2 separate regions of the Homo sapiens genome follow, and region 2 is linked to region 1. A link is a contact called in ENCODE POLR2A ChIA-PET data. All regions are on one chromosome and are shown on one strand. Each heading gives the region's core, a stretch centred on a gene start or an enhancer-like site at or near the end of the contact. The rest is flanking DNA. Distances are from core to core; before and after follow the strand shown. Region 1 holds the start of MLF2 (myeloid leukemia factor 2). Region 2 holds the start of NANOGNB (NANOG neighbor homeobox).

Region 1 (2,915 bases), core at 142-2,641:
ATAGCAATGAAAAACAAATTTACTTGTATTCTGTCTGTTTTCCTTTGACTTGCCAGTCTGTCAGCTTATATCTTAATTATCTATCTCTGCTCCCTGTCTCTATTATTGTTTTTTCCTCTTTAATAATGATCAAGTCCAAAGAAACGTGAGAAGCCCTGTTCCTAGCACCTTTTCCTGAGTCACCAGGGACCCCCTCTTTCTCCCCCAGGGAATTACTGGGAACAAGTCTTTCTCATTGGGTCAGACTCCACACAGCACTAATATGGCTAAAAGCCAGAGTAAAGAACCAGGGAAAGCTGGAGTTTGGATGAGTCTGGTTAAAGTCCATCCTAGACAGTCCAAATGCCCTGACCCCAAAGGGGAAGGCCCTTCTCTCCAGCAGAGCCAGATTTTATGCAAGACATTTAGTATGTCAAAGTATCAGTCTCTGGCCTTGGAGGCAGGTCTTCTGGGCCCCGTTTTAGCTCCTCCCCTGGGTGATCCAGGTTAACTGAGCTCTCCACTCCTTTGTTCCCCCAAACTTTAGACCTTTGACCTAAGAAAGCAACCAAGAAAGGTCAGTGCAGGACTGGGAGCTCTTGAGGACACAAGAATTAGAGTAAAAGGAAGGGGAGAGTGGCATTAAACTAATAGATTCAGAACTGTAGCCTTTCCCCAGTCCAACCCTTCACAGATGGGTAACGGGGGAGGGTCCAGGTCCCTCTCCAACGCGAGTTCTCAAGGGCCTCCGGTTCCAGCCTGGCCGAGGAGCGCCATCTGGCGGCCAACCCCCCAACCTGGATCCTCTGCCCCATCCGACTTTCTGAAGCCCGAACTAGATCTGGGCTGGAGAGTTTCACCTCCTCTGCGTCACTCCGGGGACTCCGCCCTGCCAGGAACGCTCCTCCTCAAGCGGGGACAGGCCCAAGCGCCTCCCCCGCAGGAAAACTGCCCATCCTCCCTCTAGGGTAGACTGCTTCTCCAGTAGAGTCGGCTTAAAGCTCCCCCCAGGGATCCGCCCCGCCTCGTCGCCCACAGAGCGCCCGCCTCTCCCCAAGGGGCATCTGCCCCTCGTCCTCCAGTTTCCCCTTGAGGAGGGAGAGAGAACGTGCTGCACTGCGCCCCCAGGTTCAACCTCCAACCCGGTCCCTCCCGAAGAATGGATTCCTCTTCTCCTTCTCCTCCCCTGCCTTATGGGAGCCTCTTCCAGTCCACAGAACCCAAATCGAGGTTACTAATGAGCTCCCCTTCTTCGTGCCCAGGGGACCCCTCTCGGCCTCAGGCTCTGCTCCCCTGAGCTTGGCCCATGGCCCCGGCGCCCCTGGGACTCGGCCCCAGCCATCTCACCACCCGCGCCAGGGGGCGGGGCTCCCACGGCCCGGCCCCGGGTGGGCGGGTCTATCGTGACGTCACTTCCGCCCGGGCCTGGCCGAGGTTCGGGCTCCGTTGGCCGAGGGGGCCGTACGGAGGTGGCAGCTGTGGGAGGAGGCGGCGTGGAAGGCCGAGGAGCTCAAGCCCGGACCAATCCCCACGTTCCGGGCCGCGACCCTGACCCTGCAGCGTACCGGGAAGCGAAACCGGCCGGATGGGCCGCTGAGCCCGAATCGGGCACTGGTGAGGCTCGGGCAGAGCTGGCAGCCCCGGACGGGAGCGGGCCCACGGGGCTGCAGGGTCTGGGAGCCCGGGATGCGGGGTGGGGAGAGGAGAGGCTCAGGCCTACCTCTCCTGCTCGCCTGGCGGGGAGGCGGGAGCTAGAGGAGTCGCAGACAGGCGCGGGGGGCTTAGTGAGGCCCGCCTGGGGGAGGCCTGAGTGTAAGGAGGGGGCGGGGTGACTGGGGTCATTAATGGGGCGGAGGACCTGCACTTGGCATTCTCATCTAGAACGGTGTCGTCGGCGGGAGGAGGGGAGAGTATGCTACCGGCCAGAGCTTTGGGAAGAGGATGGCTCTGAGTGGGGGAGGGAAAAACCGAGAGGGTTGGAAAAATTTTCCATGGCCCTAATTGAGAAAGAGGTTTGAAGAGCCCTTCCCTCCCTAGAGGGTTGTGTGGAACACCTGGAGTAGGGTCTCCCTGGAGTTTAGGGGGTCAGTTACAGGATTTGGAAAGGACAGTGCTCTGAGAGTCCCCACACTGAGTGGGTGTGCAAAACCCTGGCCACCTCCAAGTATCTGAGCTTCCATATCTTTCCAGTGTGGAGCCCCCTGGAGCTGAGATCAGGATGTTCCGCTTCATGAGGGACGTGGAGCCTGAGGATCCCATGTTCCTGATGTGAGTATTCCCTCCCCCTCAAGCTCTCCCACTCCAGGTCTCTGAGCAGTTCAGGCAGACATCGGGGTTCCCATTGCTAGGAATGGTTGGAACTGGCTGGATACCTAGCTCCTACCTAGCAGGAAGTAGGCATCGGTGCCACTGTTGCTCTGTGCGTATTTTTTTGCAGGGTGGTGGAGGGATTGACAGTTTGGCGCTTCTGCCATCCATACTATGTGCTCACTCCACAGGGATCCCTTTGCTATTCACCGTCAGCATATGAGCCGTATGTTGTCAGGTGGCTTTGGATATAGCCCCTTCCTCAGCATCACAGATGGCAACATGCCAGGGACCAGGCCTGCCAGCCGCCGGATGCAGCAGGTAATGATGCTGAGACACACCTGAGACCCAAAGAAAGGTTGGAGGTTAGTTAGGAAAGCACTTAATTTTCTTGCACTACAGCCAACTGAGCAAGTGAAATGCTCTAGGAGTTGGGGAAAGGGTCAGGAAAAAGGGCTTTGTGACTCCCTTTTGAGAGGATGGAAAAAAATTGAGGCCATGGGCCTGGTTTGGGATTGTAAAGAGATAGGATGTGGTCTCTAATTTCTGTTCCTCATGTGTTCCTGTAGGCTGGAGCTGTCTCCCCCTTTGGGATGCTGGGAATGGTGAGTCTTTATCTCCCTGTGTCC
Region 2 (2,915 bases), core at 249-2,748, 1.0 Mb before region 1:
TCTATTAAAAATACAAAAAACTAATCGGACATGTCTTTTGAACCCCGGGAGGGGGAGGTCGCAGTTAGTTGAGATTGTGCCACTCCAGCCTGGGCAACAGAACAAGACTGTGACTCAAGAAACAAAAACAAAAGAAAAGAAATCAAATGGCCAATTTCCCATCCCCATTTTCTTTTAAGGGTATCGTGGTGGTGAGATAGTGGGTTTGTTTTGTTTTGTTTGTTTGCTGTTTTGTTTTGTTGAGACGGAGTCTCACTCTGAAGCCCAGACTGGAGTGCAGTGGCTGGATCTCAGCTCACCACAACCTCTGCCTTCTGGGCTCGAAGGATTCTCTTGCCTCAGCCTCCTGAGTAGCTGGGACTACAGGCGTGCCTCACCAAGCCCGGCTAATTGTTGTATTTTTGGTGGAGATGGGGGGTTTCATCATCTTGGCCAGGATGGTCTTCAACTCCTGAGCTCAAGCGATCTGCCCCGCTTGGCCTCCCAAAGTGCTGGGATTTGAGGTGTGAGCCACTGTGCCTGGCCTGTCCCCATCTTACTTACTTGAATGATCAGGGGCTTCTGAAGTATCGGGATCTCTCTCCACATTGAAAGAGTTTATTCTCCCACTTCCTGAACACCATCCTTTCCTGGGGCTTCCTCAAGTCAATGGCTGCTCTTTCAAAGCTTTCTTTGTTGCTCCTCTTTCCCCTACTGATTTCTGTCCCTGTGCTTTTTCAATCACACTCAAGGTTAAATCCCTTCACCTCTTATCTCCTTTACATGTAGCTCTAATCCAGGTCATCTAATCTCATGGTTTTTAATACTGCCCAAAAGGGAGATTATTTTCAAATTTTTATTTCCAGTCTTCTATGTCAAACTCCCAATTCAATATCTCTGCTTGGATGTCTAATAAGTTATGTGAATTGAACTTAAAATTCCCAAACTCAGTTTATGGCTCCCTTCACTGAACGCTGACCCACTCAGGCCTCTCTATCTTAGTAAAGCCAACTCCATCTGCCCAGTGGTTTGAGTCAAAAAGCTTGGTGCTGTCTTTCACTTCTTCCCTTTCTCATAGCTCAACTCAATCTGTCAGAAAGTCTTGCTTTTCTTTCTTTAAAATATATCCAGACAACTGCCACTTCTTTTTTTTTTTTTTTTTTTTGAGACGGAGTCTCACTCTGTCGCCCAGGCTGGAGTGCAGTGGCGCGATCTCGGCTCACTGCAAGCTCCGCCTCCCGGGTTCACGCCATTCTCCCGCCTCAGCCTCCAGAGTAGCTAGGACTACAGGCGCCCGCCACCACGCCCAGCTAATTTTTTGTATTTTTAGTAGAAACGGGGTTTTACCTTGTTAGCCAAGATGGTCTCGATTTCCTGACCTCGTGATCTGCCCGCCTCGGCCTCCCAAAGTGCTGGGATTACAGGCGTGAGCCACCGCGCCCGGTGCATTGAGGAGTTTTAAAGACCAATTAGTCCTTGGTAGGGAGGTTACAGAGATGACCGACCAGATAAGGTAGATGTCATCCATCTTTTGGATGTCAGTGGGCCACAAATATGAGCACCCAGTGGCAATTCACAAAAGGAATTCCACAAAAAGAACACATTTCCTGACATCTATTTTTGGAGCCATGAAGAAAAAAAACTTTTCAAATAGCCATATGAAAAATGTTCAATTTACATGTTGCAGAGTGTCCCAAATAGTGAGATATACTGATAAGAAAATGCTTTCCAAAATACAGTGGAGAGACAGGAAAAAAAAAATGTAGGGCTGGGCGTGGTGGCTCATGCCTGTAATCCTAGCACTTTGGGAGGTCAAGGCGGGCAGATCATTTAAGATCAGAAGTTCAAGACCAGCCTGACCAACATGGTAAAACTCCATCTCTACTAAAAATACAAAACTTAGCTTGTGTAGAAGTACGTGCTTGTGATCCCAGCTACTTGGAGGCTGAGGCAGGAGAATCGCTTGAACCTAAGAGGCAGAGGTTGCAGTGAGCCAAGATACTGCCACTGCACTCCATTCGGGGACAGACAGTGAGACTCCATGTTAAAAATAAATAAATACATAAATATTTTATGAAAATGCTACTTGGTCGGGTGAGGTGTCTCACATCTGTAATCCTAGTATTTTGGAAGGCCAAGGCAGAAGAATTGTTTGAGCTCAGGAGTTCAAGAACAGCTTGGGCATCACGGTGAGACCCCTGATTCCATTATTATTATTATTATTATTATTATTATTATTATTATTATTTTAATTTTTGAGACGAAGTCTCCTTTCTTGTCCCCCAGGCTGGAGTGCAATGGTGCAATCTTGGCTCACTGCAACCTCCGCCTCCCAGGTTCAAGCGATTCTCCTGCCTCAGCTTCCCGAGTAGCTGGGATTACAGGCACCTGCCACCACGCCCGGGTAATTTTTGTATTTTTAGTGGAGACAGGGTTTCACCATGTTGGCCAGGCTGGCCTCGAATTCCTGACATGAGGTGATCTTCCTGCCTTGGCCTCCCAAAGTGCTGGGATTACAGGTGTGAGCCACCGCTGCCCAGCCCATTTTATTTATTTATTTATTTATTTATTTATTTATTTATTTATTTATTTTTGAGACAGAGTCTTACTCTGTCACCAGGCTGGAGTGCACTTGTGTGATCTCGGCTCACTGCAACCTCCACCTCCCAGTTTCAAGTGATTCTCCTACCTCAGCTCCAAGTAGCTGGGATTACAACCAAGTGCCACTATGCCCAGCTAATTTTTTGTATTTTTAGGAGAGATGAGGGTTTCTCCATGTTGGCCAGGCTGGTTTGGAATTCCTGACCTCAAGCGATCTGCCTGCCTTGGCCTCCCAAAGTACTGGGATCATAGGCATGAACCATCGTGCCTGGCCTCCGACTATACTCTTACCTGGTCACACAACCAGCCTCACACTCTGGTAGAAGAAACCACTT

The links. ChIA-PET counts read pairs that join two places held with the same protein, here RNA polymerase II (POLR2A).
Region 2: POLR2A ChIA-PET joins it to region 1 with 10 read pairs in Caco-2. The contact joins the promoter of NANOGNB here to the promoter of MLF2 in region 1. POLR2A ChIA-PET finds 5 or more read pairs at or near these places in 2 of 52 experiments (Caco-2 and WTC11).

The regions. Positions count from the first base shown.
Region 1 is chr12:6,751,617-6,754,531 of GRCh38, reverse strand. MLF2 (myeloid leukemia factor 2) reads left to right here and starts at 1,391. Exons shown (of 9, transcript NM_001382226.1): 1 at 1,391-1,593; 2 at 2,170-2,247; 3 at 2,478-2,607; 4 at 2,856-2,891. The coding sequence starts at 2,198. RefSeq lists enhancers at 835-1,004, 1,035-1,084 and a silencer at 1,255-1,494.
Region 2 is chr12:7,763,799-7,766,713 of GRCh38, reverse strand. NANOGNB (NANOG neighbor homeobox) reads right to left here and starts at 1,498. Exons shown (of 4, transcript NM_001145465.1): 1 at 1,327-1,498. The coding sequence starts at 1,428. RefSeq lists an enhancer at 1-387.